Linked DNA regions of Homo sapiens: region 2 is linked to region 1. The links are chromatin loops, found by intact Hi-C in ENCODE. Cell type or tissue: thyroid gland. All regions are shown on one strand. Links, peaks and the distances in the headings refer to the core of each region. The heading gives the core; the rest is flanking DNA.

Region 1 (11,015 bases), core at 1,814-9,813:
TGACTGTGGCTCGAGAACTCCCCAGTGGCCTGGGCAAGCCTTTCTCAGAACTGCTCTGAAGTCTGAGGCCCATCCTCCCCACTCCTCCACAGATGTCACACCTGTACTGTGGTCTGAAGGATCTCCCTGCCTTCTATCCCCTCCTTCTTTGTCCTTCACAGGCGGTTCCCCCAATATGGCTCTTACTCATGCAATCCTGTCTTTGTGTCTGGTTCTCAGAGGACCTCCACTAACACGGTTACTCCTCACTCAGTCAGGTGCAGTGTGAGGTCCTGGGGACACTTGCTGTGAGTACCCTCAGCCAGCTCAGAGTTCTACCGAAGAGACTGACAAGTACACCTGCAGTGACAACACGTGAGTTCAGTGCTGTGAAGATGTGTGAGGGAGCATAGGAGGAGGGCAGCCAACTCAGCTGGGATGGGAGGTAGTCAGGGAGGACTTCCCAGGAGAGGTGACCCTGTTGCTGAAACCCCTACGAGTGAATGGAAGGAAGTCAACAACAATAATACCAAACACTTATTTAACACTTATTTTGTGCCAAGTGCTTTACATATAAGAACTCATAAAATTTCCACAACAATCCTATTATCCCCATCTTACAGGTAGGGAAATCAAGGCATAAAGAAGTCGAATGGCTTCTCACCAGCCAGTGCTGGGCTTGGGAACTGAACCCAGGCAGTCTGGCTCTAATGCCTGTGCCCTTAACCACTCCACCTTCACTTAGGCAAGTGAAACTGGCCATGGGAACAGCCTGTACCAAGCCAGGAATGAGACAGTTTATGTAGGCTTTATCAGGGTCCAACCAAGAGATTGAAACCACACTGTAATGTGAACAGAGAGAATTTAATATAAAGGATTATTATTCTATAAGGAATATTATTACTATTATAACAACAGAGGGTTGGAGTGATGAGGACTGGCTTGTAAGAAGTCCAGAGCCACCTGGACTCAGAGCCACCCTAGCTTTGGATTTCTTCCAGTCTCAGCCCCCTAGAGCCCTTGCTCCCCAAAGAGCCTTGCTCCCCGCTAGAGGTCAAAGGTAAGTCATAGCAATGGACCCAGACTCTTGTTATTACCCATGACATGGTTTGAATCTGTGTCCCCAACCAAATCTCATGTTGAATTGTAATCCCCAGTGTTGGAGGTGGGGCCTGGTGGGAGGTGATTGGATCGTGGGGGTGGCTTCTAATGGTTTAGCACTGTCCCCCTGGTGCTGTCTCATGAGTTCTCACGAAATCTGGTTATTTAAAAGTATGTGGCACTTTCCCCTTCGCTCTCTCCTTCCTGCTCCAGTCGTGTAGGACGTGCCTGCTTCCCCTTCACCTTCCGCCATGTTTGTAAGTTTCCCGAGGCCTCCCCAGAAGCCGTCATGCTTCCTGTACAGCCTGTGGAACCATGAGCCAGTTAAACCTCTTTTATTTATAAATTTACCCAGTCTCAGGTAGTTCTTTATAACAATGCGAGAATGAACTAATACAGCCCACCCCTACCCCATACCTCTCCTACCCTCTCCCCAGCAGGCTGTGAGGACAGGGTGCTCATGCCAAACCCTGAAAGCATTACAAAGGCTGCAGGGCCTAAGCTGGGGCCTGGGCCTGAGGAGCAAACTGAGGAGCAGAGCCCACGTGGAGAGAGGGAGGGAGCCGGCGTCCACATGCCACACGGACGGCAGTGTCACTGCTCTATCATCACATCCTGCGTGTTTATAGACTTCATTGTCATCATCAAATGAGACCTGCCAGAGTCTTAACCCCTTGACGCTGGCTCGCTAGTTAAGCGCGGACAGCTCACAGCCTGGCTGGAATTATGCTCGCTTTTACCCATCCGCATCAGGTGGACACTTTCAGCTCACTGGCTTGGTTTTCCAAGACCTGAAATCAACGTCAGTGTTGAATTTTCCCTAATTTTATCCACTTGTGAAAGACCAAAGTCCTAGCCCTTTTCCCCCACAGCAGGGACACCCTCACTTTCCCAGGTCCCTGGGCTGGTCCACTTCAGGGTTAAGCACAGCAGATTGGGAAGGCCCTTCTGGTTCCATAGCTGTGAGCAGCTCTGCAGGCCTGAAGCATGCATGTCTTTGTTGATTTTCTGAGGCAGGAAGGATCTGGAATCAGAGTCCTGGAAGCCTGGAGTCCACTGAGGTGCCCTTGCCGGGGGGCAAATCTGTGGGCGCCTCTCCAGGCAGCCTCTGGCCTCAGAGCCAGACCACCCGGGCTAAGATCCCGGCTCTGCAACTCACTGCTGTGGGCACGTTCCTGAGCTTCTCCGTGCCTCAGCTTCCCTCATATGTAAATGGGAATAATGACAGTGCCCAGCCCCTGGGGTTGGTTTGAGTGAATATTTTTAAAGCACCTTGGACAGTGCCTGGCACAGAGTTAAAGCCTGAGGAAACGGAGCATAGTTTCCATTCACCAGTCATTGCCCAAGGTGCAGTTGTCAAGCAGTGACTGAATTAGAGCTGGCCCAGGGTGATACTTTTGGAGATGTCTCAGGTGGCAGGGAGGTGAGTCAGGGTTGGCAGCACTGCCTCACACAACATTCTCAAGCACCCAGTACGGTTTTATTGATGTTGCTGACGCCCCTGCCAGCTGGGACCTCTGTAAGGGGCAGCAGTGGGCCACATCCACCTCTTCTTCCCAGTACTGGACCATGTCGCTGTTCAGGAAGTGTTTGCTGGACACATGACCTGTGTGAGAGAAGGGAAGGGAGTGTGGCGTGTGGGGAGGCCCCAGAGGTCCTGACGTGTCAAGGTCAGTTCAGCACACACTTCTCTGGGGGCCACATGGGAGAGGCTGCTGCGGCAAGGCCTGCAGACCCCAGTCTTGTCCCCTCTGGATTAGGCTCCTCTGAAAGGTCCCCATCACCTGGTGACATTGCTGTGGCAGCAGCTGGAGGCTGCCCTCAGCCACCGATCCCCAGGTCCGGAGCCACGTGCCCACGTCCTGACACCTGATTGTCCTGTGCTGGTCCCTGCAGATGGCCCAGCCTCGCAGTCTGGACTCCACCCCTGCAGAGGAAGCACAACCGATGTCACAGGTGCAAAGACCACTCGGGAGCTGGGCCACAGCTTCCCATCCTGTCCCGTCAGTGCCTCCCTCTCCTAAGCCTGGAGACCCTTCACTTCCTCTACCTCCTAACAACTCCTGTTGGAGCCATTTTGAATGCAGCCCTAAGGCTTTCCTTGTCAGCCAAATGGGTGTCAGAAGCCATCTGTGCCTGAGCTGGTGGCAGCTGGTGGGAAAATGCTTGCATCCATATGAATCGATTTTGTTTTGCCTCCTAAGATCTTCAGTTGAGCAAGAGGAGATTTGCTGAATTTTTCAGAGGTTGCATTAACCTGGGGAAGGCGGAACTGACAGCCCAGCAAAGGGCAGGAGGAAGAAAGCCTGGACACAGCTAGAGAGATCCAGCCAGTGTGAAGGCCTGTGGCCCGAGGAGGGAGCCGTGAGGTGTAGCCCAGGCCATGTCCCCAGGCGAACAGCAGCTCCCACCAACCCCTGACGAGGTCGGCGCTGGGGTGGCCCTCCACAGAGGTGGCAGAGTTGGCTTTTGGTGCCTCACCTGAGGTGAAGCTTCCCTTTGGCCTGTTCTGCCCAGCTCCATGCTGGAACTTCTTTCAGAGAACAACATCCCAGCTCCCACACAGTGCCTCAGGCTGTTTCCTCACCTTCTCATTCAGCCACCATGAATCCTTTAGAGAAAGGCAGGTAGGCTGGGTGTGGTGGCTCACGCCTGTAATCCCAGTACTTTGGGAGGCCAAGGCAGGTGGATCACTTGAGGTCAAGAGTTTGAGACCAGCCTGACCAACATGGTGAAACCCCATTTCTACTAAAAGTACAAAAATTAGCCGGGTGTGGTGGTGGCACCTGTAATCCCAGCTACTCTGAAGGCTGAGGTGGGAGAATCGCTTGAACCCGGGAGGCAGAGGTTGCAGTGAGCCGAGATCACGCCACTGCACTCCAGCCTGAGTGACAAAGCGAGATTGTCTCAAAAAAAAAAAAAAAAAAAAAAAAAAAAGGCAGGGATTTGTCCCCAGGTCCCTGTGGAAAGCAGTGGCTCAGAGAGGTTAGGTCCACTACACAAAGCTGAAGGCAGTGGGGCCGGCATGGGGACCTGTAGCATCCACACGTGAAGCCTGTGCTGTTTCCCTGTCCAGGTTGTGTCCACAGTGAGGAGGTAGGGGGTCACAGGTCAAGGCCGTGGCCGCAGTGAGGAGGTAGGGGCCACAGCAGCACCCTTTTGTGGAGCAGCAAAGCCCCCCTGGAGACCCTGGGGTGCCCCACCCTGTAGTAGGGTGCTTTTGGGGAGTGGGTTTGACGCAGTAGCACACAGGGCACCCAGGAGCCCTGAATGGGCATCTCAGTCATGCGGTCACTGTTCTGTCCTTGTATGACAGAGCTGGCCAGAGGCCTCATTGCTAAAGATCGGTCTCTCCTAAAACTTCCTCCGAGAGGAAGATGCGGAGTGAAGTTGGGTCAGGTTTTGGAGAAGGAGCGTCTGCACCACCTGGCCCTTGTTAAATGCAGTCTCAGGCTGGCCTGGGAGCCACTCAGACCGTCCACAGGCAAGATCCAGAGGCTGCTGTCTGCACAAGCTTCTCTCTGAGCTGACCCGTGTGTGTCCTAGAGGTCAAGATTCACTACTTTTAGGGAAGCCAACACTGAGGCTGACATTCTCTAAATACCTGGGGGCAGAGCCTCTCAAGCCCATGCAGCCTGAGGAAAAAGGCCTCAGCCACACCTGAAGCAAAGGGCTCCTGTGGGTGCCACGTGACCCACCCACATGACCGCTGCCCACCAGCTGCAGTCACAGAAGACACACATACACATCACACATATCACACACAAACATACCACATACACATCACACCACACACATCACATGCCACAAACACAACACACAAACATACCACATACACCACACATCACATACACATCACACATGCCACACACATCACACAAGCCACACACACATGCAACATACCACACACAAACACATACCACATACACCACACACCACATACGCATACACATTACACATACCACACATATGACACATACCACACACATCACGCACATGCAACATACACACACAACATACACACCACACACATGGCACACACAAACACATACCACATGCACCACATGCCACGCACATTGCACGTACCACACACATGCAACGTGCCACACAACACACAAACACACCACACACAACATACCATGCACACACAACACAAACACATACCACATACATATCACACTTACCACACATGTGCAACATACTACACCTGTGTGGTATACCACACACACACACACACACACACTATACCTCCACACACACCACTCACCTCACCTCACACACACACACCCACACACACACACCCCTCAGGCAGCATTTGGAAGTCCAGCCTAAATAAGGGTGATGTTAACTCACTGCCCCCACCAGATTCTCAGCATATCTGAAGCAGAGGTGTGGGGAGAGTGGGTCAGCTCTTAGTAGGGCCTTAGGGCCCCTCAGAGACAGCAGGGCTGGAGTTTAGTGCAGGAGCGGGCTCTGCCCTGGACCCTGTGTGTGCAACAGTGCTGTTGGCCGGGCACTGTCCCCATCCTCCTCCTGGCCCCTTTGAAGGTAGGTGTGGCCACATGACTGCTCTGGCCGGTGGATTTCATATGCGCAGGGTCACTTCCCCGCGAAAGCATTTGAGAGCCAAGGTGCCCTTCTCTGTCGTACACGCCCCTGATGGGGCCCCAGACCTTGGGCCCCCGGTGAGGGTGGCGGGGAGCAGAGCCCACTGCATCATGTGCTTGTGTCAGGGCAATAAATAAGCCTCTGTACTTTTAAGGCCCAGATTTGGGAGTTGCTACCACAGCATCACCTACCCCAGCCTGCTTATATGCCACACTTAGGAGCCAAACCACCACAAGGGCTCACTCACTCTATTTGGACAATTCATGTCATTTGGGCACTAAGCTAGAAGGACGTGTGGAGTGGCTCATTAAGCAGAGGTGAGAATTCTGCTCCTGGGAGGCAGCGCTGCAAATTTTTAATGCTTGGGTCTTTACAGCTCAGTGTCAGCGGATACGGCAAAGCCCTTCTGAAAAACAAACATCGGGCAATGATTGTGCAACACAGCTGCTAAAAATCCTTCATTTCTGGGTAGGAAAGAGTCTCTCTGTGTCCTTTCCATTGAAAGAGCATAAGCTCAACGAAGGTGACAGCCCCGGAATGTGGACAAATGGGACTGGGAAAACGCCATGTCTTCATTCTCTATCCCTCCCCCACCTTTCACACCCAGCCCTTTGAAAAGCAGAAAGCAATGCACAGATGTAAGGAGCTGTTTTCATTCTTGTGGTTACGAGCCCTCCCCTCTGTTCCCATGGCAGCCTGGCACACTCTGCCATGCACTTTTCACACTGCATTTTGTCTGCTTCCTTGTCTGTCTCTCCCAACTGGGCTGTGAATGTCTCACAGGCAGGGCCTGGCCTTCCTTCTTGCATCCTGGGCACCTGGCTGGGCACCTGGTCCGCTGGAGTGCTCAGTGACTGGTGAGTGGGTGGGGGATATGGGAGATGGAGCAAGGGCAGAGAGGTGGGGAGGAAGCGCCATGGAGGGAGGCCTGCGGGCTGAGAATCCAACCCAAAAGCATTTTGTGAGCACCCGCTATGTACAAGCCACAGCGCAAGGCTCTGGGGAAAAGTCCAGATTTGTAAGACATATTTATCAGTTTGTAAACACTCTCATATATGTTATTTTTTTGAACTTCACAGCACCCTGGGGTGGTAAATTGTACACAGTTGATCCTCTTTTGAGAGTGGATTTACAGAGTTGATGTGGTGTATAGCACAAATGGCAGTGGCCTTGACCGTGCATCTTGCTTTGAGTCCTGGCATTGCCCCCATCCAGCTGTGTGGCCTTGGGAAGCCTCAGCAGCAAAAGAAGGGGACTGGCTCTGCAGGGGCCCACTGCAAGCATGGCCCAGCCTGGCCTGAAACCTAGGACTGTTTGATTTACCCAACAAAAGGTGTGCAGCTGCCCTGAGTCTGTGGGCAAGCTCAGACCTCAGGGGTGAGCCACACTAGGGAGAGGCGCAAGGGGCTGTGACCATCTCATCTCTGTGGCTGCAGACCATCCTACAGGGCCTGGCCCAGGAGGCATGCAGTGAATTAATGCATGAGTGAGGTATAGGCAGCCTGAATGGGGACAGTGTTCAGAAATCCCAGCTGTTCAAAAGCATGAGGGCAGAGCTCAGTCCTCAGGGATTAAACTAGAACCAAGGGAAGAGTGTAGCTGGGTGGCAGCTGTTGAGGTCATTATTGAGGGTACTGTAAACCCCAGTAGGACTAGACCTGGGGAGAAGGTCTGTTGCTGGTATTATCATTTGTCACGGACCTCATGGTGACCACGGTGTGGGGGCAGTGCTTCACACAAACCTGCCACATCCCTACCACCAACCCTTCATTTATTAGCACACATTTATTGAACATCTGATATGTGCCAGGCTCTGTTCTGGGCCCTAGAGAAATCACAATGGATAAAAATGCCTGCTCTTATATTCTAGTGAGAGGCACAGCCAATAAACAAGGAATAAGTCATTATAGAGCATCCAGGATGATAAGCAGGGCAGCAGTGGGACAAGGGATGGGAAGGGCTGGGTATAGGGGGCAGATGCATTTCTCAACAGTGTGGCCAAGGACAGCCTACACTGAGAAGGTGACGATGGAGCAAAGAGGAAGTGAACCAAGTGGAAATCCGGGGAAAGAGCATTCCAGGCAGAGGGGAGACAAGGGCAGAGGCCCTGAGGCAGGAGCGGGCCTGGCACATTTGAAGTTGGAGCAGGGAGGTCGGGGAGGCAGGGAGAAGTGGAAATGACGTTGGGGAGGTGGGGGAAGGGGCCAGATTGTATAGGGTCTTGTGAAGGATGGACAGGAGTTTTCCCCACCTGTGTCTGGAAGCTTTTGTTCTAGCTTCACTCTGTTGTTGAAATCCATTGTCTCTCCAGCTACTCCGGTCTCTGAGGGAAGCACCCTGCCCTGGGGAAATTCTCACATGGCCAGACACAGACCTGGCTGACCAGCTGCAGGCTGGTGCTGACAGTTCCAGCACACCTTGGCTTCCTCAAGAGATCCAAAGGTACAGTTCCCAGAGGTGCTGGTCACACTCAACTTGCCTTGAATTGAACCACAACAAAACACGGAACCAAACTCCTAAACAGGACTGCAGGGTCAGGGTCTGCCTCCACTTCCCGTCTCCACATGTGCCTGCTTTAGGGATCCAGCTCTGTAGAAGTACAGGCTATTTGGTCAGGTGCTGTGGCTCATGCCTGCAATCCCAGCACTTTGGGAGGCCAAGGCTTGTGGGTCACTTGAGCCTAGGAATTTGAGATCAGCCCAGGCAACATGGTGAAACCCCATCTCTACTAAAAATATAAAAATTACCCGGGCTTGGTGGTGTGTGCCTGCTCAGGAGGCTGAGGCGGGAGAATCACTTGAACCTAGGAGGCGGAGGTCACAGTGAGCTGAGATGGAGCCACTGCACTCCAGCCAGGGCAACAGAGAGACTCTATCTCAAAACAAAACAAAACGAAGTCCAGGCTATTCTTTCTTACCTCCAGATATTTGCACATGTTGTTCCCTCTGCCTAAAGCACTGCAGGCCCCCCTTCCCAGAAAACTACTCGATTCCTCACCCCTCCCCTCTGTCTGTGCTGTCGTGGCTCCCTCAGCTTCCTCTCTCTCTCTCACTCTGGATTCCTTGCTTTCTGTCTCCCTCCTCTTCACAGCAACCTCGCTGAGGGCTTCCCCTCCACCCTCTGAAGGTTCACTGAAATGAACCGATACTAGACAGATTAAAGGCATGCAAATGTATGAATGTGCAAGTATGCACAGGAGCCATACAAAATATGAGGCTCAAAGAAGGGCCAGATGGCTGGAGCTTAAATAGCACCCTCTTCATAGGGGAGAGGGAGGTGGGGGAACATAGGCAATTTTGAGGCATAATAAATTATTTTTAGGGGAAATGAATGAGCCTAAAAAGCAGACAATAGCCTGGGATGAAGTTCCTCTGAGCTCCAGGGGAGGCAATGCCAACTTGCAGGAAGGTGAGGGCAGAACTTCACGGTGAACAAAGGTTGCCTTATTTTGCAGGCAAAGTCTCCCCGGTAATCTCTTGGAGTGGCCCTCAGAAGAACAGATGAAAAGTCTGCCTGGGTGTGGTAGCAACTTTTATTCTTTTCTCTTCTCCCGTGGTTAATCTTTCCGCTTATTTGATGAGATTCCTAGGAAGGGGGTCAAAGTGTTCCTTCTGGAGGGAACTTCAGAGAGATCCCCTCCCTGCACAGTTGGGGGAAGAAACAAGAGAAGGCTAGAAAGTCTTTGGTTCTGAGACCGCTTCTAAGGCCTTCCAACTTCCTTTCATTTAAAAGTGCTCAGCACACCGAAGCACCATACTTTGAGGTATAATTTTCTGAGCCCCAGCAGCTTGCACACAGGTGCCAAGACATCCTGGCTGAACAACAGGAGGTAAGGAAGCAAGTTATTGGCTCACTGGTTCTAATGACCAAACTTCAGGGTGAAGAGGAACCTAGGATGGAAGTGAAACAGCAGATGGGGGTCTTCTCCTAAGTGGCTTGAGATGATCTGTGAAAATGGTTCGCTATTCATTTGACCCAGAAAACCCTACTAAATCTTGCAAATCAAGGTGTTTCCATCTTTGTGTTCACTTTAAGAACACTCTTGAGACTGGGCGTGGTGGCTCACGCCTGTGATCCCAGCACTTTGGGAGGCCGAAGTGGGTGGATCACCTGAGGTCAGGAGTTCGAGACCAGCCTGGCCAACATGGTGAAACCCCGTCTCTACTAAAAATATAACAATTAGCCAGGCGTGGTGGTGGGCACCTGTAATCCCAGCTACTTGGGAGGCTGAGGCAGGAGAATTGCTTGAACCCAGGAGACGGAGGTTGCAGTGAGCCAACACGATGCCACTGCACTGCAGCTTCGGCGACAGAGTGAGACTCTGTCTCAAAACCAAAAGAAAGGACACTTGTGAAACTGCCCAGGTCATCAAGGGTGTGCTTATATGAAAAGCCACGAAGTGTCTGAACGATGTCACTTTACAGAGACAGTGTGTACCTGTATTAGTTCGTTTTCACACTGCCATAAACAACTGCCCCAGACTCGGTAATTTATAAAGGAAAGTGACTCACACAGTTCAGCATGGCTGGGGAAGCCGCAGGAAACTTACGTTCATGGCAGAAGGCGAAGGGGAAGCAAGGACTTATTCAACAAGATGGCAGGAAGAGAAGTGCCAAGTGAAGGGGGAAGAGCCCCTTATAAAACGATCAGATCTCGTGAGAATTCACTCACTATCACAAGCACGGCACGGGGGAACCGCCCCCATGATCCAATCCCCTCCCACTGTGGCAGGACTTTTCCTTAGTTCAGCTAAAGACAGGGCTCTTTGTCCCACAGCTACGAAAATTCAGGCTCGCAGACAATTTGAATGGTGAGTAAGACAGGGTTCCATTGTCTTGTTAGGCTAGAGTCCCTACTAGGGTGCTTCCCACCCGCAGCTAGAATCCCAGGTTCCACACAGGAAGAGGAGGGGCCAGGCTCCTCCCCACTGCAAAAGGAGTGAATTTCCCAAGGCTCCACCCCAGGGTGCAAGCCGGTTGGAGTTTTTCCAGGGACCCCCTCCCACCTGGCTGTCTCACCAAGAGGTCACTCCCCCAACACATGGGGATTACAATGCAGATTACAATTCAAGATGAGATTTGGATGGGGACACAGAGCCAGACCATATCAGTGCCATTCTGATGTTACAATGGGGGAGTTGGTAGTGCCCAGGCCAAGAAGTGAGGCTGGACACAAGGTCAGTGGTCCAAAAAGAGTGCTGAGTTTTTGTTGCACTAGCTTAAAAATGCAGAGAGCAATGCTGAACTTAAGGGTTTAGATGTAGATTCTTTGGTCATTGAGCACATCCAGGTGAATAAAGCACGTAAAATGCCCCTCCAGACTTAGAG
Region 2 (11,015 bases), core at 1,928-9,927, 130 kb after region 1:
AGTGGTAAGCTAGAGCCTCCTTGTCTACACATATATTTACATCACCCCTAAATCTGTTTTTATTGACTGTCTTGTCTCTTGATTGTCAGTCACTTTCCCCTGCTTTACACATCTGCTAATTTGTCGTTGTATATTGAACATAGTGAGTGAAATGTAGAGTAATGGACAACATACTATGGCCATGGGCCAAATCCAGCCTTCTGGCTGTTATTGCATGGCCTATAGCTAAGAATGGTTTTTTACATTTTTAAAGGTTATTGTTTTTGCTATGTTGCCCAGGCTGGTCTTGAACTCCTGGCCTCAAGCAATCCTCCTACCTCAGTCTCCCAGAGCACTGAGATTACAGCTATGAGCCACCATGCCCAGCCTCTGTTTGTTTTTAAAGAGAATGTACAACAGAGACTATGTGTCCTCAAAGCCTAAAAATATTTGCTTTCTGGCCCTTTATAGGAAAGGTTTGGACTCTTATTTGTTGGAGCTCTGGATTATTAAGTCCCTCTAAATAATAGTGAATTATATTATGGCAGGCAGTTAAATAGCCAGCAGATTACTTTGATCTTATGGAGATTAGTTTTAAGCTTTTTAAGATAGGTCTGTTTCACCTTTGTTCTTACTCCTAGGACAGAGTTTGTCTAGGGTCTCAACTAAGTGACTAAGGTGTTCATCAAGATATCTCTCCTCCGAGCCTGGACCACACCTTCTCAGAACTGCACAACCTCTGAAATCTCTGTTTAGTTAACAGCTATTTTCTCCTAGAAATTCTAACCCTGTGTACGCACATCCTATGAAGCAAGTAAGGACCAAAGGGCAATTTCATGTGTATTTTTATAGCTTTTTTCCTTTCACTTTCTCAGTTCTAATAACCTATCCCCAAAACCCTGGCACCATAGCAACCCCAAACATTAATTTTAGTTTTCTTATCCTAGCAGGACTACCACTGTCTGCTTGGGCTTTGTTTCTCCACAGTATGGTTTGGCAGGTGCCCCCAAGGAGAAAGCCAGCGTGAGACTTGATTCATCTGCCCTTTTCTCCCAAAGATCATAGCCCTGTGTTGGTTGGTATCTGTTGCTTGTAAATGTTACATACATGTTTTATTTGGTCTATATTTGGTCCGGTTTTTATAGATGCTTGTAACAGGAGAATATTGCAATACCAGCTACTCTATATGATCAGAACCCCAAATCCTCATTATTTTAAAATATGAAAACGTATCTCATTATATAATCAGTGAATTTTGATTTGAAACATTTAACATGTTACTTGCTGTATTTTCTGATTCATTGTTTACTTGACCCAGATAGTTGAGCCAAATAGGACTTAGATCTCAGTTAATAATAGTAAATATATTCATCTTATAAAATCGAAATGGCCCTTGCTTTCCAAAGATGGAACCCTAAACAGCTGGGCTAATGGATTTGATATTTTAGAAGATTTCATCTGCAACATTTGAGATGCACCTTCACACAAGTTGATCTGGGCATAGCCGTTGTCAGAGAAGCTTCTGTCCTTGGCTGATAAATTATTAATGCTTAATTATTTAACTTTTTTGTTTGTTTACATATCTAGCATCTTAAAAATATTTCATAAATATTTTAGCCTATGCCCTTTTTTTCTCTACTGTATTCACAGTGTGTAAGGAATACTTGGCTGTTGTTTTTTTTGTTTTGTTTAGAGACAGTGTCTTGCTCTATCTTCCAGGATGGAATGTGGTAGTACCACCATAGTTTAGTGCAGGCTTGAACTCCTGGGCTCAAGGGAATCCTCCCACCTCAACTTCCCAAGTAGCTGAGACTACGGGCATGCGCCACCATGACCACCTAATTTAAAAAATTCTTTAGAGACGAAGTCTCACTATGTTGTTCAGGCTGGTCTCTAACTCCTGGTCTCAAGTGATCCTCCCACCTCGACCTCCCACACTGCTGGAATTATAGGCATGAGCCGCGGTGCCTGGCCTATTTGGCTCTTAAATGTGCTGCCTTTTGACTTATTTCATATTCTTGAAGGGAATAATCATTTAAATATTTTTGCCATCATAGTGCTTTGTATGTCTCTCCTGAAGCTCATTTAATAGCATGTCCATCTGTGATAGATGTGATCTGTTCTTTGGGAAAGGATGTATGACATAGCTCTGTTTTCTTCCTAGTACTTGCATAAAGAAACTTTCAGTATTCATTGGAATGGAGTTGGTGAGCATAGAAAGAGTTATAGTTATCACATAAGGAAGCTACATGACTCACTCTCTGCTGCCTCACTGCTTCCCCTGGGTAATTGTCTGTCCTGATTCCCATGTGGATTCAAGAATCCCCCAAGGAAGCCCTGGTGGGAAGACCTGGAAGGTCTGGCTCTTTGCCCAGATGCTGGTGTTGGTGTTGATGTTGATGGATGTGCTCTGCTGATCATAATACTCTAGAGAAGAAATTGCATCTTATCTTTGAACCCACCATTCATAATGTTTATTCCTAACTCAAATTGGATAGTTCAGTATCTGTATATCAGGAATTTGGTTTCATATTAAAGGTAATATCCATTTATTTGAGTCTTTGCCCTTATTATTTAACATTCTTTTCAATAATTAGACTTAATAATTATGCTTCCAAATGTTTAAAATAAAGCTGGACTTGCACATATATATATGTATACTTTACATATATATATACACAGCTTTACATACACACATGTGTGTGTATGTAAAGCTGGACTTGCATGTGTATATGTATACACGTATACATGTATGCACACATAGCAAGATTTACTTTTGAAAATATTTATCCTGAAACTCCTTTATCCTCTTGGTAATTCAGTATAGTAGCTCTTCCTCTTAAATATTATTCCTAGTGACATTTTATGACTCTGTTTTTCCATTTACCTTTTGAATTCTATCCATAATTTTTTTTTTTTTTTTTTTTGAGACAAAGTATCACTCTGTCACCAGGCTGGAGCAGTGGCGTGATCTCGGTTCACTGCAACCTCCGCCTCCCAGGTTCAAGTGATTCTTCTGCCTCAGCCTCCCAAGTAGCTGGGACTACAGGCGCCTGCCACCATGCCCAGCTAATTTTTATATTTTTAGTAGAGATGAGGTTTCACCATGTTGGCCAGGATGGTTTCAATCTCTTGACCTCGTGATCTGCCCAGCTGGGCCTCCCAGAGTGCTGAGATTACAGGTGTGAGCCACCGCCTCTGGCCTCTATAATTTTTAGTGTATCAGTTTGGTTTCCACCAAGAAAAGTGACAGCTGTACTATGTGAGGAATTAGTAATAGTATTATGACACTTTTTTTTTTGAATGTGCAGACATTTCCTTTTGATGATTCATTTGATTTGTTTATGATAAACTTCAGAGCATGTAGTTTTGGCTTTCTTTTGCAATTATTTAATTTTTTCATGTAAAATCTGGATGTTGATAGGCACTTGATACATTAAATAGGTACTTAATTTTAGCACTAGGTTAATTTACAACTTTGGATTCACTGTATTTTTTGACATCACTTACTTTGAATCACTGTGAGATGACTTTCATTTTTCTTCATCAAGAATATCTTGTGTGGGATGTGTGCTAGTTCTTTATATCCTTCGTTTTTGAAAATGTCTTAAGTTTTACCCTAGACTTAATTGATAGTTTGGGTAGAGAATTTTAGATTGGAAATAATTTCTCAGAGTTTTGAAAATATTGCCTTCTATTAATATTGCTGATGAGGAGTCTGATACTATTTCAATTCCTGATTGTTTATGTATGACGTATTGTTTGTAGACATTTAAAACGTGTTTTCCTTTTCACTTTTTTTTTTGCTTAAATTTCATGTAGATTGTGCATGAAATCCACCAGCTTGCAATATGACACTCTTTTGCTTTCCACTATGCTTGATGTCCCTAGATTTGAAGCCACTTCAGTTTATCTTAGAATAATTCAGGGGAGGTATGGGATTGAGAACTGAGGGACACAACTGTTCCCTACATGGATCTTCAACCTTCCTTTCCCATTTTTAGCCTCATGCCTTATCTTGCTGTTTCTCACACTTATCCTCCAATGTTTGAGCCTTTCTGTATATTTGATTTGCTTCCTGTTGATATCTTTCTCTGCAGGTATTTGGTGTTTAGCTCTGCTGTCTCTTCCACATGCTTTCTATCTTCCAAAGTGTATTAGTATCCCCTCCCCCCCCCTTTTTTTTTTTTGAGATGGATTCTCATTCTGTTGCCCAGGCTGGAGTGCAGTGGCGTGATCTCAGCTCACTGCAACCTCCACCTTGCGGGTTCAAGTGATTCTCCTGCCTCAGCCTCCCAAGTAGCTGGGACTACAGGCATGTGCCACCATGCCCAGCTGATTTTTATATTTTTAGTAGAGACGGGGTTTCACTATGTTGGTCAGGTTGGTCTCGATCTCCTCACCTCGTGATCCACCTGCCTCGGCCTCCCAAAGTGCTGGGATTTCAGGCGTGAGCCACCGCACCCGGCCTGTGTGTTAGTATCTCTTTAGCCGATATCTTCTCTCCTTTTGTTGTTCTTGTGGTTTTTATGTTTTTAGTACATTCCTTCTTTTTTTTTCCCCCTCAAATTAGTGGGCTTTCAGGAATGAGTAAAGGTAAACACATTTTCAGTCCATCACATTTAACTGTAGGTTTAAGCATTTTTGAACAGTAAGTTATTAATTCTTTTTCCTTTAGAAGACTAACAACAGTGGATGGTGGTTTGCCATGACATTTGAAGTCACATTCTTGTATTTTAATTAAAATCAAGTTTTTATTTTTGAAGTTTGCCTCTCCCCCCATTTCTATTTTACATGTGTTTTGGGGACTATAACAAGAGTCACCTTAACCAGTTTGTAATCAAGCACCTAAATATTGCAATCTTATCTCAACCTTTATTCTTTTACTGTAACTGCTTCCTCAGTGATTATTATCTAGTTAAGAAATTCATCAGTTTATCAAGGCTCATTTTGTTTGACCTCTAGGAGCTTTAAAAACTGGTACTGCTCCTTATTTCAAGGAAAGCTCTCTTCTCTGTGATCACATTCTGGATATACTTCATCTGTTTCTTTTTTTTTTTTTTTTGGAGACGCAGTCTCGCTCTGTCGCCCAGGCTAGAGTGCAGTGGCTCGATCTCCGCTCACTGCAAGCTCCGCCTCCCGGATTCACGCCATTCTCCTGTCTCAGCCTCCCGAGTAGCTGGGACTCCAGGTGCCCGCCACCACGCCCGGCTAATTTTTGTATTTTTAGCAGAGATGGGGTTTCACCATATTAGCCAGGATGGTCTCCATCTCCTGACCTCGTGATCCACCCGCCTCGGCCTCCTAAAGTGCTGGGATTACAGGCGTGAGCCACCGTGCCCAGCCCATCTGTTTCTTACATATCAGTATTCCTTGAGGATTTACTATTGTCTTTTGTATCTTTTCACTTTCAATTATTTCGTGGTTGCTGAAGATTGTGGTATCTGTTATCTCTAGTTTGGATATCTTTCCACAACTCAAATTCTGTGTTTGCTGAAGATTTCAGTGGTGGTTTTAAAATCTTCGAAATATTTCTTACTGAGAGAGAGAGGCTGTATTCCCTTTACTTGAACCTTGGTGAGCCTTTATGAGTGCCGTTTTCTTCCAATAGAATCTGTTGAAAGAGATGTTGCATGACTTCCCTCGCTAGCTTAGAAAAGACCCTTCAGCTTCTGCTATTGTTTTATGGTAAACTCACTCTCGAAGAACTTTTAGCTGCTCTGTAAGAAGTCTGGCTCCCCTGAGGCCACCATGTGGAGACTCTGTGGAAAGACAACATGCTATAACTATATCTTTTTGATATGTTGTCTTTTCATATTCATTTAGTTCAGAATATTTTCCAAATTCCCGCTAGACTTCCTGTTTCCCCCAGGCATTATTTATATGTATGTCGTTTAGTTTTCAAATAGTTGAGGATTTTCCATATATCTTTCGCTTAATGATTTCTATTTCAATTCTGTTATGGCTAGAGAACATACTTTGTATGATTTCAGTTCTTTTAAATTTGATAAGGTTTGTTTTAAGGGCCAGAATATGACATATCTTGGTGAATAATCCATGTGCACTTAAAAAGGATGTCTGTTCTACTCTTTTTGGGGGGGAGGCAGGGCGGTGGAAAGGGCTAGAAATATCAGTTAGGTTAAGTTGGTTAGTAGTATTTTTGTTTTTATATTTTAAAAAAATTGAGACATTCTGTGTTGCTCAGGTTGGTCTCCAACTCCTGGGCTTAAACAGCCCTCCCACCTCAGGCTCCCAGGTAGCAGGGATTACAGGCACACGGTAGTGTTTTTATATCTTTGCTGCTTTTCTTTTAACTTTGTTCTATCAATTATCGAGAGAGTAGCATTGAAGTCTTCAAGTATAATTGTGCATTTATCTATTTCTTTCAGTTATATAATTTTTATCTTTTGTATTTTGGAGCCCTGTTGTTAGATACCCATTTGGGACTGTGATTTTCTTTTTGGTGACATGACTCCTTTATTATTATGTAAGGAGTTGAATATAAACATTTTTTTCTTTGAGATAGAGTCTCGCTATGTCTGCCAGGCTGGAGTGCAGTGGTGTGATCTCGGCTCACTGCAGCCTCTGCCTCCCAGGTTCAAGCACTTCTCCTGCCTCAGCCTCCTGAGTAGCTGGGATTACAGGCACGTGCCACCACGCCCAGCTAATTTTTGCATTTTTAGTAGAGACAGGGTTTCACCATGTTGGCCAGGCTGGTCTCAATTTCCTGACCTCAAGTGGTCCGCCTGCCTTGGCCTCCCAAAGTGCTGGGATTACAGGTATGAGCTACTGTGCCTGGCCAAATATAAACATTTTTAAGCCATATTAAAAGAAAGCAAGTTTTTATTTGGTAGTTGTATAGGGTCTTTCCTACGTATATACTTATTTCTATAAACTGAATAACTTCTCCCAGCTTTTCAACTTGTGGAAATTATCTTGTTTTTCAATGTGTTGTCCATCTATCAACTTGCTTAACTGAGATATGCTTTAGTTTTAATAGTTTTGAATAATATTTAGAGTATGTTTCTGTAGAAACAGCTTTTTTTTATATATCCAGATTAATATTACCGTAATTTTACTGGGATATGGCCTTCCGTTTAGTCATAGGTATTAATATCTATGAAGTAATAGTAATGTGTGTTTATTATGTCCACAGAGTTTTCACTTTTCACACTTGTTTCATTCTTGTCAGTAACAATGTGGTGGGGCAGTTACCTCTTTTTTACAGATAGAGGAATCAAATCCAGGGATTTTGCGGCTTGCCCACAGCCACGTGCTAAGCAGTAGAGCCCAGGCTAGAACCCAAGCCTTTTTTTTTTTTTTTTTTGAGAGGGAGTCTTGCTCTGTAGCCCAGGCTGGAGTGCACTGGTGTGATCTCTGCTCACTACAACCTTCACCTCCCAGGTTCAGGCAATTCTCCTGCCTCAGCCTCCCGAGTAGCTAGGATTACAGATGCCTGCCACCACGCCTGGCTAATTTTTGTATTTTTAGTAGAGACAGGGTTTCACCATGTTGGGCAGGTTGGTCTCGAACTCCTGACCTCAAGAGATCCACCCACCTTGGCCTCCCAGAGTGCTAGGATTACAGGTGTGAGCCACCACGCTCTGCCAATCCAAGCCCTTTGACCCTTCAAACTGGTGTTTTTATTTCCCACAACATCTGCTATCAATTGGATGGTCTTCTGTTTCATCTCTATATGTCATTGTGAAAAGTGACACAAATTTAAAAATTAAAAGTTATGGCCATGAAAGACTAAATAGTCTGTGATGCTGTTTTTCTTATCTTTTGTTGAACATAAGAATATAATAGTAAGTTACTAAGGAAGGTTTATTAGAAGTTCAGATTGGTGCTTTTCCACCTCAATTTTATAGGTCTGTGTTGGGACCCAGGTGTGTATATATTAAATGAGTACACAAGATAGTTCTGATGCACATATTCTCTGGCCTTACAGAGAAACACAGTTGGGAGAGATGGAGACTGCCTTGGCCTCATTAACATTCTATAATTAGCCATATATTTATAGAACACATTTTCCTATTTGTTCATTGCATATACCAAGTGAGACAGAATCAAAATCCATGTTAAAACCTAGCTGCACTATACTTATTTTTCTCCTCACTCATGGAGTAGGATTTTCTGTTTAGTGTTTTTCTAAAGCTGAATGAGAAAATAATCTGTACAAGGATAGTGTTTAGCAAGAGCTTTTGAGCCCTTACCGGAAACTATAAACTCTAAAGGAACTGTAAACTCTAAAGCAATGATTCCTAAATGGGGCAGACTTTGCATCTCCCCAACCCAATCTCCAAGGGACATTTGGCAACGTCTGTAGACATTTTTTGTTGTCACAGTTGGATGGTGGGTGCTACTGGCCTCTAGTGGCTAGAAGCCAAGGATGCTGCTAAACTTCCTTACAATACACAGTACAATCCCTCCCCTATCCCCCACAATAGAGAATGATCCTAATACAAAATATTGACAGTGTCAAAGTTGGAAAACTGTGCTCTAAGGTTAATATTCAATAACATATTTTTGATGAGTAAATTTTTAAAATAATCTTAGGTGAGTGTGGTTGCTCACGCTTGTAATCCCAGTGCTTTGGGAGGCCGAGACAGAAGGATTGCTTGAGGCTAGGAGTTCAAGACTAGTTAGGGCAACATAGCAAGACCCCTTCTCTACAAAAATAAAAAATAAAATTAGTCAGGCATGGTGGCATGCACCTGTAGTCCTAACTGCTTGGGAGGCTGAAGCAGAAGGATTGCTTGGGCCAGGAGTTCGAGGTTACAGTGAACTGTGATTGTGTCCCTGTACTCCAACCTGGACAACAGAGTGAGACCCTATCTCTAAAAATAAAATAGTTTTTTAGCTGCAGTTTTGATCTAACTAGGCGTTTCTTCTTCAGAAAGTTGAGTCAAGTGATTTTGTTTTGTCTGTAGCCGTACCCCTATACATACACATTTGCTTCCTAAGTTGATAGTGTGCGTTGTGAGAATACTTGAAGGTTGCTTGAAGATACTAATCACACAATGGATAAATAGGTATAACTGCATCAACAAACCGATTCACAAATCTTTTATCACCCTGTTGGGGGGAAATCTATTTGAGTTTAACCTTTAAAGGAAGGCAAAGAGGGAAAGTAGAATGTTTCAAAGTACTAACTTTGAAGTAGGGAGCATTTAAAATATAAAGTAAAATTTGCAAGTTTTGTGTGCATCAGCATTACATGAGAGTCTCCACTGAGCTGTTTGTTTACTTGCTAATTTTCCTTGGTCAAACAAAAACTTCTTCCCATTCTGAATGAATGTGAACTAGTATTTTATTGAGGATTTTGGCAGTGCAAGTGGGCCAGAAATAACTTTTTATTACAAGTATAGCATATATACAATAAAGAACAAATCTTAAATGTAAGACAAGAATTTATAAGGTGAAATCTCCTGTGAAACTATCACTGGATCGAGATAATAGAATATTACCAGTACTTCAGATGCGTCCGTTGTGCTTCCTTACTGTTACTATTTGTCTCTTGCCTAAAGTAGTCACCATTCTGAGGTCTGTCATTATAGTCTAGTTTTGTTTTTGTTTTTGAATGTTATTGAGTTAAACTATATGAGATTGTGTTTTTATAGGTTGTAATTATAAGCAATTTCATATATGTAGTTCAATCTAAGTATTTTTTCCCCATTGCTGTATAATACTTCATTTATGGTAGCTAGTGTCAATAGATGGCCCCCTACACGTACACTTGATACTCACACCGTTGTAAAGTCCCTCACCCCTTGAATCTTGGCTGGCTTCTAAGTGACTCACTTTTAACCCTGACAGTAAAGTTACCCTTTGTGGCTCCCAGTCATAAGAAGCCTTGCAGCTTCCAATTGGGTCTCCTTAGAACACACACTCTTGGGGACAGTCCATTTTAGACTTCAGCTGTCATGCTGTGAGATGTTCTCACCATATGGAGAAGCCATATGTCAGTGCTCTGGTCATTAGCTCCAGCTGACCTCCCAGCCAACAGTCAGCATCAGTTGCCAGCCATATGAGCAAGGCATCTTGTACGTCAGATTCAATCAAACTTCTGATGACTTTACTATCTGCTGTCTAACTGTAGCCACAAGTGAGAACCGCCATGTGGGCCCAGTCAACCCACAGAACCATGAGTAATACTAATATTTGTTTGGTTTATGTTTGTGTATTTGTCTTAGCATTGTGGTGTATTTGCTGCATAGCAACGTAAAATGCATCATTGCATGAATATACCAAAATTTATTCAGTTTACTGTTGGTGGACCCTTGATTTGTACACTTTGGGGCTACTATGAATACTGTAGCTCTAAACAGTCTTACAATACATATATTGGTGAATATATTCATATACTTCTGTTGGGCAATTATCTAAGAGTGGAAATGCTGGGTCAGCTTCAGGAGACACTGTGAAACAGTTTTCCAAAGTGGCTATAAGTATGTATGCTCCAGCAGTTTATGAGACTGCATTTGTCCCACATCTTCAAAAATACCTTATATTTTAAAATTTTAGCCATTCTGTTGCTTATGTTGTAGAATTTCATTGTGGTTTTACCTTCTGTTAGTGAATTTTCCCAACATCTTTTCACTTGCTTTTCCCAACATCTTTTCACTTTCTTTTTTACATAAGTAGAAGGCTCTACAATAAAAAGTATAGGATAGTAAATGCTAGGTGATAGGAATTTTTTATCTCCATTATAATCTTTTGGGACCACCATAGTATATGCAGTTTATCATTGACTGAAAAGCAGTTAATGAGGCACATGACTGTACTGAAAGCTTTCCCCTGAAACTGGAAACAAGGTAAGAATGTCCACTATCCACCACCCTTTATTCATTGTGTTTTTTGGGTTTTTCTTCCCATATATTTGTTGACCATTTAGGTTTCCAATTCTTATCTCACTCTTTCTGTGGTTTGTCAGTGATTTTTGTTTCTCATGCTGAAATCTCCTACTATGAGGGATTTGTCCATTTCTTCTTTTAGGACTGTCAGCTTTTTACTTTGTGTGTTTTTTTTGAACG

What was found. Hi-C counts contacts between places; a loop is a spot of excess contacts. Peaks named below come from ENCODE experiments on the same cell type or tissue, not always from the same donor. Only the 100,000 strongest peaks of a DNase experiment are listed, where the experiment ranks them.
Region 2: it touches region 1 in a loop (2.1-fold over the local background); 61 of 110 quality-filtered maps call a loop at or near these places.

Annotation. Positions count from the first base shown.
Region 1 is chr2:119,688,981-119,699,995 of GRCh38, forward strand. It overlaps a transcript of TMEM177 not described here and the pseudogene RPL17P15. Among named protein-coding and RNA genes, the nearest start is that of TMEM177, 15 kb to the left of the region's middle. RefSeq lists a silencer at 8,709-8,858. In thyroid gland, for the core only: no CTCF peak of the experiment used is centred there; a DNase peak (open chromatin) is centred at 6,459.
Region 2 is chr2:119,818,208-119,829,222 of GRCh38, forward strand. All of the region lies in intron 2 of PTPN4 (protein tyrosine phosphatase non-receptor type 4), which reads left to right. Among named protein-coding and RNA genes, the nearest start is that of PTPN4, 64 kb to the left of the region's middle. In thyroid gland, for the core only: CTCF peaks have their summits at 5,742 and 8,372 (motif pointing left); a DNase peak (open chromatin) is centred at 5,724.